Regions from separate parts of the Homo sapiens genome. Here region 1 is linked to region 2. The links are chromatin loops, found by intact Hi-C in ENCODE. Cell type or tissue: psoas muscle. All regions are shown on one strand. Each heading gives the region's core, and the rest is flanking DNA. Links, peaks and the distances in the headings are about the cores only.

Region 1 (8,430 bases), core at 1-4,000, 64 kb before region 2:
TTCCTGCACTGGGCATTCCCGCACCAGGCAGTCCTGCACTGGTTATTGCTGAACCAGGCAGTCCTGTGCTGGGCAGGCCTGCACCGGGAAGTCCTGCACTGGGCAGTCCCACACCGGGCAGTCCCGCATTGGGCATTCCTGGAACTGCAGGATTACCTGGCACAGGCATCTTTAATCCCTTTTTTCCTTGGGCAGGGGGATTTTTCTCAATCTCTCTCATATCTTCTAGGGTAACTACATGAACAAAAGCTTCTCTCCCATTAAGTTTTTTACGGTGTAAGCGTTCAGACTTACGTGCATCATCTTCATTTTTAAACTGAACCAATGCCTGTCCTAGACCTTGCCCATTGTTATCAACAAGAACATGTACAGCATTTTCATCCACTGGGATTCCTTCTAGGAACTGAAGAACATCCATCTTTGTAATGCTGAATGGAATATTTGTTATGTGGGCACAGACTTTGGCAGAGTTGACATCCCCCTCTGGATTTAGTATCATTTCCCTCTGGTCATAGCTGAAGTTCTGCAGTCTTTTTCGAATCATATCTATCTTTTCTAGCATACCTTTCTTAGTAATTGGATGAACTTGAATAAAGCGATTGCCCATGTACTGTTTATGACGACACAGAGCAGCCTTATAGTCAGCCTCATTTCTGAACTCTACAAAGCCTTCGCCAGTTGCTTTCCCATTGGGTCCATAAGCTATATAAATACTATCTTCCACAATATCCAGCTTTTTAAAAAAATCAATGACATGTTTGTTTTCTGCTTCAAATGGTAGCCCTTTCAAGTAAACACAAAAACCAGCCTCATGTGGTGATCTTGACCTTGATCTTTTCTGCCCACTGGGCGATTTTGACCTGGGAAGTGTCTGAGGAGGGGGATGAGTTTGTCCAGAAGGTCCCATATTTTGCTTAAAAGTGATATGGCCTCCAGCAGCTACCCACTGTCTTTCTGTGGCAGGGCTAACTTCCACATAGCGTTGAATCATCAGCATTCTGTTTCGTTTCAAAGCTTCAAATGTATCTTGAGGGGAGAGAAACTTAACCAATCCATTCCCATTATTTCGACCTACATGATCTTTCAACAAATGCACTGCATCAACACGGAGCCCATGAAAAAAATCTCTGACATCATTTTCCATTGCAGAAAAGGGCATTCCATGCACACTGACATACAGATCATCAGGGTTGATGGGGAGTGGCTTCACACTGCTCTGAGAGTTCATCTGGATAGGGTTAACAGGATTCAACGGACCAAGAAACATAGGATTCAGATTATTGTTCAAATTCATAGGTGCTCCAGAGCCATTCATTCCAGCAGGTAGAGGTGCCACAGGTGGCGGATTCAAGGGCGGCATGCCCGACATGGGTGGCAGTGGGGTCATGGGTGGCACAGAAGGAACTGGGGGAATCGGGGGCACAGGAGGCACAGGAGGCAATGTAGGTACTGGAGGAGGAACTGGAATTGGGGGAATGGATGGCATTGGTGGCAGAGATGGCATCGCTGGAATTGGAGGAATTGGTGGCGGCGGGACTGTGTTCATTGGAGAGGCTGTGCTTGGAACAGTTGAGCTAAACGTTGGGCTCCCAAAGGAAGCCCCCATATTTGGAGGAGCTGTTCCTACGCTGGCTGTGGAAAATGTCTGTATGTTTTTGTTGCTTTCATGAACAGAAGTGGTGGCAGTAACTACACTGGGTGATGGATTATTAAAGTTGGATACTGTTGTGGGCAAGTTTACCCTGCTACTCATTCCTGAGCTAGGTGGTGGTCCTGATCTACTGGCATTTGCTGGTGGTATATCTAAGTTGGCAGTTTCAAAACGCCTACGACTCAGTTCAATCATATTCTGCATTTCCGTCTTACTACTCAACAATAGTGTTACTTTTGACCCTTTAATTGTACCACCTGTGCGCATCATACCAAGCCTTGCATCTTCATCAGTGGCAAAAACGATGAAAGCCTCACCCAGTTCACCCCCTACAATATGCACGCCCCCATCAGGAATGGTCAATCCAGAGAAGAAGTGGCGAATGTCCATGGTCCCCGCCACAATTGGGAGACCTTGCAAACGGATGACCACAGCCATGCTGCGCTGAAACCACACACACCTGCAGATGAGAAAAGGCAACGGCCAGGTCAGACTCCTGTTTATCACACCAAGTTTTTAGCTACAAGAATGACCAGCTACCATATTAGGCCCTCAAATATTCCCTCAAGCTATCACAGGCAATGTCTTTAATTTAGATATTCTAAAAACTGAACATTACGTGCCATTTACAATGTAAAACGTAGACAATTTCAACTTCCAGAAGGCATTAATTTTGGAAACAGTTCAGTCCCAAGACTCAAAAAGTTCAAGAAAAAACAACTGTAGGACAGTAAAATACATATACATCATTCAGACCACTAATCATTCAGTAAGATTTAAAAGAAATGTCTAAGTCAAATCAGGAAACAAAGTTTAACAATCTATAGGGAAAAAACATGCAAAGAATATATAGAAGTTAGTATTTAAAACTGGCTTAGCATCTTCCCTATATACTTGATAATTTCATAGAATTATCAAGAGTGTGATTTTATAGAGCTCAGTCTCAAAATCCATCCAACAGAAGCAAAAAACTAGAATACTAATGAATTGTAAATAATACTTAAGACTAAAAGTAGATTCAAGTCTTAAATGAGAACTGGTTCCATTATTTTATTCATCCTAAAACTTTTCAATCTGCCTTGTACATTACAAAAAACTACATATGGAATTATTTATTATAAACAAGGTTAAGACATACTAAGAAGCCAAAAGAACTACTGAATAGGACAGCTAAAATCTGAGTTACCTTGATTCATTACCCCCAAAAGTAGAACCTGGTTATAGTCCCATTCACTGTGACTATTTTAATTAAAACTCAGGTCCAATGACTCATAACCAAATCCTCTATTTAATAAAATTTTTTAAAGTATTATTTTCCCCTAGGAGAGGGCTGACAATAAAAATATTTTTTGTTTTTGTTTTAGAACCAGAGTGTGAATTACTCAGTGGTTGTTACAGTCTTGGACCTACACAACTCCTACAGGATCTCTGTGATCTCCTTAGATCATGCCTGTTTTGACATAATCAAAAAAGAAATGTTCCCCTCAAATTTCAGTATTTCAGTTCCAAAGGCTTCTAAGAGCAAATTCAAGGGCAGCCCTTTGGAAAGTGACACAAACCGAATTATTGGGCCTGGGAAACATACTACTTTGAAATTAAGGTGGTCAATAACATAGGGTGTTTTCCAACCCATCTGAAAAGTCAACTTTTATTTATTTATTTATTTTGAGACAGAGTTTCACTCTTGTAGCCCAGGCTGCAGTGCAACGGCACGATCTCGGTTCACGGCAACCTCCACCTCCCAGGTTCAAGTAATTCTCCTGCCTCAGCCTCCCAAGTAGCTGGGATTACAGGCATGCGCCACCATGCCTGGCTAAGTGTTTGTATTTAGGAGAGATGGGATTTCACCTGACCTCAGGTGATCCACCCTCCTCAGTCTTCCAAAGTGCTGGGATTACAGGCGTGAGCCACTGCGCCCCACCTGAAAAGTCAACTTTTAAATATAAGCCCATAAAATCAGCTCATGACCCTCAGAAAGGTTATAAATTAATGAAGAGATTTGGTTTTATCACTTCTCAAGAATATTAGAAGGGGCAAGATTTTCTACTATAAGCTCTAAGAATTCTGTAACTTCATTGTCAAATATTATATAAATACTAATGCAACAAAATCTGTAATTATATCTCAATATTACAACTGCCGTATACAAACAAGAAACAAACTGCTTGGCTTTGACAGTTTTCTCACAGACACATACACAAAAATAAAAAGCCACCTTCAAATTTAATCCAGAAAAATGGACTAGCAAACAGAAAATGCTTTTTGTGAGGCCATTATAAAGCACTAGAAATTTGGGAAGTGTGGGGAAGCTTTTCATTTACAAACTTCAAGAGTCAACAAGAAAAATTAACGCTAAAAAACATCACACCAACAGTCTCTTTTCTCATTTACTATTTAGCAGCCTATAAGGAGGTTCATCAAGCAGTTTCCAAGTCATTAAATCAAATTCACATTCCTTGCTCAATCTAGAATATGTGGCTGTATGCAAAATGTGATAGCATTTCCTGTTCAACTTCAAAAAACGGTTAATCACTTTGTATAGGGGAAACATCATGGGCAATCCAGGTACTCAAAACAACTTGAGAGAGAGAGAGAGACTAGTTTGCACTGGGACAATCAAACAGAAACTTGATATAGTCCCAAGAACACAAAAATTAAACACAGGGCTAAAGTGACATACACAGTTAAGTCTTCAAGCCATTTTCTGTTAAGAGCAGGGATTTACTGAAAGTTTGTACAAGGTACACATGAGAATATGCTATTGAAAATCTGCCTCAGATTACCAGCTGGAAAGGGCTGAATATTAAACCAAAGTGGAATACAAGATTTATTCATAAAGCCATCTGATGAGAAAAATTGTTTCTAGCTTCCAAAAAATATGAAATAATATCCGCAGCCAGGTGCGGTGGCTCACACCTGTAACCCCAGCACTTTGGGAGGATGAGGTGGGTGGATCACCCGAGGTCAGGAGTTCAAGACCAGCCTGGCCAACAAGGTGAAACCCCGTCTCTACTAAAAACACAAAAAATTAGCTGGGCATGGTGGCAGGTGCCTGTAATCCCAGCTACTAGGGAGGCTGAGGCAGAAGAATCACTTGAACCCGGGAGGCAGAGATCACGCCACTGCACTCCAGCCTGGGCAACAAGAGCGAAACTCTGTCTCAAAAAGAAATAAATAAATAAAACAAATAAAAATTTAAAAAAAAATTTAAAAAAGTATCTGCTTTTCTGTTACTAAGTAACTGTTTGACAGCTAAGTCATTTCAACCTAACTTGGGCCTATCTTAGTTACTTAAACAAGAGGGTTAGATTCCACTTGCTAAGGTTCCATTTAAAGTCTAAAATTTGTACTCTAAAACATGTGACCCATTATCTATACTTAAACTCTTAGGAAATATAAATAAACATATCAATAACAAGCATCTGTATTTGTAATTAGTCTAAAATGCTACTAAGGAATAAAACTTACTGCCTATCAGGAAAATCACAAGATAAATAGATCCATATAAATGAAATTGACCCCCAAAGGAACAACTGTTCAAAGCACCCATCTACCCCACCCCTATCCCTCAGATAAACTTGTAAAAAACCACACCGGCCTGGGTGGCGGCTCATGCCTGTAATCCCAGCACTTTGGGAGGCTAAGGCAGGTGGATCACAAGGTCAGGAGTTCAAGACCAGCCTGGCCAAGAGGATAAAACCCCATCTCTACTAAAAATACAAAAAAATTAGCCGGGTATGGTGGCAGGCGCCTGTAATCCCAGCTATTCGGGAGGCTGAGGCAGAGAAGTGCTTGAACCCGGGAGGCGGAGGTTGCAGTGAGCCGAGATGGCACCACTGCACTCCAGCCTGGGCAACAGAGTCTAGCCTGGGCAACTGAGCAAGACTCCGTCTCAAAACAAAAAACAAGCAAACAAAAACACACACACACACACACACACACACACACACACACAATATAGTTGCTACATATATTTTCATATTTCTTAATAAGCTATCTCATTTTATTTTGTATAAAAACGAACTCTCTATTCAAAATCTCTTACCTGATAAAACAAGAGATGAATTTCCTTAACAAGAAGTAGAGGCCAAGTCAATCCTGTGGGCAACCAATTAAAACCAACTTTTAGACTGCAATAGAGAATAAACGGAGGCAAAAATCAATGCAGGAAACACAAAACAACACGCACAGGCCACACTGTACATTACGAAGGCGAGTCTGAAACCACCAGAGTACTTCATTAGAATGCATATCAAAAAAAAAAAAAAAAAGAAAGACACCGTAACAAAATCCCACACATGCTTTTTAGTTGGTATTGCTTTCAAATTTGAGTATCTCAAAATAATTATATATTTACAAGAGTGTCATTAACTTAGCCCAATAACGAATCCACTGAAAATTAAAACAGTCATAAAGCTCAGCTTCACAGCTAATTGCTTTGATCACTTTATAATTAAACCAGTCCAGAAAACTCCGTAACACAAGTCTATTTCCCCAGGTTCTCACCAAATTTGTGATGAAAAGGCACAAGTTCGCACAATAACAATTCTTGGACAACTTAAGATAGCAATTCAAGGGTACTCATGGAAATTACTGCAATTATTCTTTCAATATATTTTATTTTGCACAAAATAGCATCCAACATCACAAAACAAATGAAGTATGAGTTCTTGCTATAAGGACTAATTCCACTGGAGCTCAAAATATTAACAAAATATTAAGGGAAAGTGTTTTTTCCTCTGACATCACAACAGTTCTCAAAAACTTGTAAAATTTAAATAAATAAAATAAAATAAAATTTAAAAACACCCTAAAAATGCCTGACATATTAAGAGTATATCCCAAAATAAAAACAGGTCACTCATCTTTCACTGTCATTTCTTCCAAACTGGTGAGGTTATTAACAAGTCACAAGCATATATGACCAAATGTCTAGACAACTATATTCAAAGGTCATTTTTTGCTTTTTATTTTTTTTCAAAGGTCATGTTTTAATTCGGAGAGAGAAGAAATTTGCCACTGTTCAGTATTAAGATTACCTACGACTACTTTTCCAAATGATGCTCATCTTAAATTAGTATCTTCCAAGACCAAAATACAACTAATGACCTTAATATTCATCGCCAAAAAGTAAAACATATTTCAAAAATCTGTGTGATTTTCTAAAGGACAAACTATTCATCGTCTAGTCAACTACTCAAGTTGCTAAAGAATAGTGAGATGGTTTTACCACAAAAAGCTATGCAAATATGTAATCAACACAATCAAAAGTCTAGAGCATTGTATTAATCTTTTACATGTTGTAGAAATCTAGCCTCTTTTTTTTTTCTTTTTTTGAGACAGGGTATCGCTCTGTCGCCCAGGCTAGAGTGCAGTGGCGCGATCTAGGCTCATTAGGCTCATTGCAACCTCCGCCTCCCTGGGTTCAAGCTATTCTCATGCCTCAGCCTCTGGAGTAGCTGGGACTGACTACAGGCTTGCGCCACCACCCGCAGCTTATTTTTGTATTTTTAGTAGAGACAGGGGTTTCATTATGTTACCCAGGCTGGTCTCTTAACTCCTCACCTCAAGTGATCCACCCGCCTCAGCCTCCCAAAGTGCTGAGATTACAGGTGTGAGCCACCACGCCTGGCCTAGCCTAACTAAGTCTAAGGAGTTTAAAAATTCTTCATTTGAAAGCCATATCTAGTAGTTTAACAGGTCACAAAGGAAAATGTGAAACAGAAAAAAACCTGCTTCAAGTAAAGCAATGAGCAAGAGCATGAAGTACTGTAATATTTATGTACAGGTTTGACTCCAGCAGCCACATAACAGGGTAACTTTCTAGTTTCTAGAACTTGTAATAAACATCTGATCCCTACTGGAGATTCCAATTCAAAAGGTCAGGTATGGGGCCAGGGCATATGCCTGAATATAAGGTAAGAAGGTTCCTCTCAGCCTCTTCCCTTGCAAACTCAAAAGATACCGTATGTCTATCTTGAGAAGGACATATCTGGGGTCAGCCAGTTAAGCTCAAAGGGAACTCACCAGGTCTACTCTCAAAAATTTCTAAAAGGTTACCAGAAATTACCTTTAAAAGGAAGATATTTCTCATTCCACAAGGCAAGGCTGAAAGGCCCAGCTGAATTTGACAAATGCCTAGTTCAAGTTTTATGTGTACAACTTAAAGCACAAAATCAATCCAGATAGAAATTTATGATTCTCTTCTATTTCAGCAAAGAGGAATACCCACCCCACCCCATACCAAGGAAAACCATGCAGAAAGTTGATGCTACAAGTCAGAACTTCACAACCCTTGGTATTATACCTCTTCAAAAGGGAAAGGTAAATGGAAATAGAACTGAAATACTTCTGTGTTGACACCTCACTTTGTAAAAACCACAAGAATTTAACATAAGTGTCACTGTTTTCCAGGAAACTACTATTCCTGTATTCTAAATGTCAGCTAGCGACTGAATGCAGGATTTCAAAAATCCACGCCATTTACCTAAAGCTTTGCTGAACTTTAGAAGGATAAGACTAAAATAATAACTAAACAATAAAACATCTAAAATACATATTCTATCTATACATACAGCATAATGATAGGAAAGGAGAAAATGGGCCTGATTTGTCATTAAAGCCACTGATATACTTCAGAAGATCTAAAACAAGAAGCTGGCTTTAGTATGTTTTCCATTCATATTATCAGGAATTAGTCCTAACATAAAGGCTTGCTTCAACTTGACAAAATACCGGATGCATGCACAAATCACAAGTATCTGCTACAAAAATTTAAC
Region 2 (4,000 bases), core at 1-4,000:
AATGGAATGAATTTGGCAATATACAATGAATTTGGCAATAACTGCACAATTCTGTGAATTGTACTAACTAAAAACCATTGAGTTTACGTTCAATCAGTGAACTGTAACACAATCTCCTGATTTAGCTGTCCATTTAAAAAAAGGTATGAAAAATTAAAACAGAGCATCCAGCCAGGTGGGTTGGCTCAGGTCTGTAATCCGAGCACTTTGGGAGGCAGGAGGATCGCATGTTAAGGAGGTGGACGCTACACAGTGAGCTTGCATCATGCTGTTGCACTCCAGCCTCAGTCACAGAGGGAGACTCTGTCTCAAACAAGAAAGGAACTTTTTTTTTTTTTGAGACGGAGTCTCGCTCTGTGGCGCAGGCTGGAGTGCAGTGGTGTGATCTTGGCTCACTGCGAGCTCTGCCTCCCGGGTTCACACCATTCTCCTGCCTCAGCCTCCCAAGTAGCTGGGACTACAGGCACCCACCACCACGCCCAGCTAAATTTTTTGTATTTTTAGTATAGACGGGGTTTCACCGAGTTTGCCAGGATGGTCTTGATCTCCTGACCTCGTGATCCACCCGCCTCGGCCTCCCAAAGTGCTGGGATTACAGGCATGAGCCACTGCGCCCAGCCCAAGGAACGAACTTTTAATGTTAAGTATATTTTACCAAAATTTTAAAAAAGAAACAAAGTTTATTTGCTAGTATTTGCTAAGCCACAGAAAGTCTATGGAAGGATATAAAAAACAAAACAAAACAAAAAAAAAACGGGTAAGGGCTGCCTCTAGAAAAGGAGTAGTCGTGGATGAAGTGGGACTATGATAGGGATAAGATATTCTAGGAGCATTAGCTAGCAAAAAGTAAACAATATAAACATTTAGGCTGGGCTCGGTGGCTCCCACCTGTAGGTGTGAGCTGACATGGGCAGACTATCTGAGCTCAGGAGTTCGAGACCAGCCTGGGCACCACGGTGAAACCCTGTCTCTACTAAAACACAAAAAAGTAGGTTGGGCTCCGTGACTCATGCCTGTAATCCCACCACTTTGGGAGGCCGAGGAGGGCGAATCACCAGAGGTCAGGAGTTTGAGACCAGCCTGACCAACATGGAGAAAAACCCTGTCTCTACTAAAAATACAAAATTAGCAGGGTGTGGTGCCGCATGCCTGTAATCCCAGCTACTTGGGAGGCTGAGGCAGGAGAATCGCTTGAACCTGGGAGATGGGGGTTATGGTGAGCTGAGATCATGCCATTGCACTCCAGCCTGGGCAACAAGAGCAATACTCCATCTCAAAAAAAAAAAAAAAAAAAAAAAGCCAGGCATGGCGGCATGCACCTATAATCCCAGCTGCTAGGGAAGCTGTAGAAGAATTGCTTGAACCTGGGAGGCAGAGGTTGCAGTGAGCTATCGCACTCCAGCCTGGGTGACAGCGCAGGACTCAGACTCCAAAAAAAATAATAAAATAAACCTTTAAAAAGGGCTTCTTATTAAAGCTGCTACATTATGTTTACTGGAGTTGGGCACTTAATGCATACTAATTGTTCTGGGGCAAAGGTAAGCAAACTACATATACCCCATGAACCAACTCCAGCTTGACTTGTTTTATAAATCTTTCTCCTGTCTGAGCCTCCAGAGTAAGCTGGAACTACAGGCATATGCCACCCAAGACCGGCTAATTTTTATATTTTTAGTAGAGAAGAGGTTTCACCATGCTGGCCAGACTGGTCTCGAACTCCTCACCTCAAGTGATCCACCCGACTCGGCCCCCAAAAGTGCAGGGATCACAGGCATGAGCCACTGTGCCTGGCCCATACTCAATTTCTTAATAGCTTACAGCTGTTTGGAAGAGAGTTGAGTACTTGCAACAAGACCATATGGCACTGAAAACCTAAAATGGGTCTGGGCGCAGTGGCTCACGCCTGTAATGACAACACTTTGGGACACCGAGGCGGGTAGATCACCTGAGGTCAAGAGTTCGAGACCAACCTGACCAACACACCAAAAATTAGCTGGGCGTTGTGGTCAGAGCCTGTAATCCCAGCTACTCAGGAGGCTGAGGCAGGAGAATCAATTGAACCTGGGAGGCGGAGGTTGCAGTGAGCCGAGACTGCACCACTGCACTCCAGCCTAGGCGCAAGGAGTGAAACTCCCATCTCAAAATTTAAGAAATAGTTTGACAAATCAGACTCTAGAGTAATAAAAATAATTTAAATATCAACTGTTTCCTGATGTTAATTTTTATATGGTACACAGATTTCTCAAATATCCATGATTATTCTTTTTCTTTTCTTTCGGAGACACTCTGGCTCTGTTATCCAGGCGTGATCTCGGCTCACTGCAATCTCTGCCACCCGGGTTCAAGTGACTCTCCTGCCTCAGCCTCTTAAGTAGCTGGGATTAGAGGGATGCGCCACCACACCCACCTAATTTTTCTATTTTTAGTAGAGACAAGGTTTTACCACGTTGGCCAAGCTGGTCTCAAACTCCTGACCTCAAGCGATCCACTTGCCTCGGCCTCCCAAACAAAGAGATGGGATTACAGGTGTGAGCCACTGCACCTGGCCAGTGAATATATTTTTAAAAGTTAAATTTTATTTGTTCTATCTAGCTCCTTTTAAATTTATGCCTTTTGCTAAAATTATTGAGTGGAAAAGGTTCATTCCTCACAGTGACAGGACAGTCTTGGCAACTTTCTCTCCTCAACACAGAACTAGTTGGACACTCTTGGTTTAGGTAGATAGCACAAAGTCCTCTAGAACAAAAGCCAAGCTGCTCTGAATTGAGCTCAAGACCACAATGCCAGACACAAGGCCTCGTGGCGCCTGTGAAGCAGATCAAGTTGGTTCCTCACTTTGCCATGTAACAGCTCATGTGGCCCCAACTGCTCTGAACTTCATTTCTCCATATAGCACATAATGGCATGTCAACCTCCACCTAAGATCCATGTTACTGATAGAAAAGTCAATGGAGGCCAGGTCCAGTGGCTCACACCTGTAATCCCAGCACTTTAGGAGGCCGAAGCAGATCACCTGAGGTCAGGAGTATGAGACCAACTTGGCCAACATGGTAAAGCCCTGTCTCTAAAAAAAAAAAAAAAAATTAGTCGAGCATGATGGCAGGCACCTGTAAACCCAACTACTCGGAAGGCTAAAGCAAGAGAATCGCTTGAACACAGAGAGGAGGAGTTTGCAGCGAGGCGAGATTGTGCCACTGCACTCCAGCCTGGGCAGCAGAATAAGACTCTGTCTCAAAAAGTCAATGGAGAAAGTACCAGAGTGGATCAGAAGTGGGTCACATACTGTTAGGCAGAACAGCCTTGCCAGAGGGGCATTCACCCACTGAAGATTTCAACAGACAGAAAAAGGGCAAATCTAATCAGGCTACCAAGGCCTGGAACTGAGCACATAACCAGGGAGACAGAGTAATGTCTTTTTAAAGGTAAGGGTCTCGCCAGGCCAGGCTGGAGTGCAGTGGTGCCATCCCAGCTCACTGCAACCTCTGCCTCCTATATTCAAGGGAGAAATTCTGCTGCCTCGGCCTCCCGAGTAGCTGGGAACACAGAGACGCACCAACACGCCCAGCTAATTTTTGTATTTTTAACAGAGACGTGGTTTTACCATGTTGGCCAGGATGGTCTTGATCTCATAATCTGCCCACCTCGGCCTCCCTCCCAAAATGCTGGGGTTACAGGTGTGAGCCACCGCACCCGGCCAACAGAAAAGAATCTTAAGATATTCAACTTTCTTTTAAAAACAATCTTTTAAAAAAAATCCTACTAAAAAATAATAGTCTTCGTATGATTTAACAATTTTCCTTCTTTTGACACAGGATCACACTGTTACCCAAGGTGGAGTGAAGTGGCATAATCATGGCTCACTGCAACCTTGAAATCCTGGGCTAATGTCATCCTCCTGCCTCAGCACCCCAAGTAGCTGGGATTACAGGCATGAGCCACCATGCCCAGCCAATGTGGACTTTTTATTAACTCTAATACCCATTATGCATTTCACATGGCA

What was found. Hi-C counts contacts between places; a loop is a spot of excess contacts. Peaks named below come from ENCODE experiments on the same cell type or tissue, not always from the same donor. Only the 100,000 strongest peaks of a DNase experiment are listed, where the experiment ranks them.
Region 1: it touches region 2 in a loop (2.9-fold over the local background); 1 of 110 quality-filtered maps calls a loop at or near these places.

The regions. Positions count from the first base shown.
Region 1 is chr20:35,653,234-35,661,663 of GRCh38, forward strand. All of the region lies in intron 1 of CPNE1 (copine 1), which reads right to left. RBM12 (RNA binding motif protein 12) reads right to left here. Exons shown (of 3, transcript NM_006047.6): 2 at 5,697-5,781; 3 at 1-2,111. The coding sequence starts at 2,089. Among named protein-coding and RNA genes, the nearest start is that of CPNE1, 7.5 kb to the right of the region's middle. In psoas muscle, for the core only: no CTCF peak of the experiment used is centred there; no DNase peak of the experiment used is centred there.
Region 2 is chr20:35,717,539-35,721,538 of GRCh38, forward strand. The region is part of intron 9 of RBM39 (RNA binding motif protein 39); the gene reads right to left. Among named protein-coding and RNA genes, the nearest start is that of ROMO1, 20 kb to the left of the region's middle. In psoas muscle, for the core only: no CTCF peak of the experiment used is centred there; a DNase peak (open chromatin) is centred at 1,893; H3K27ac peaks cover 3,123 bases.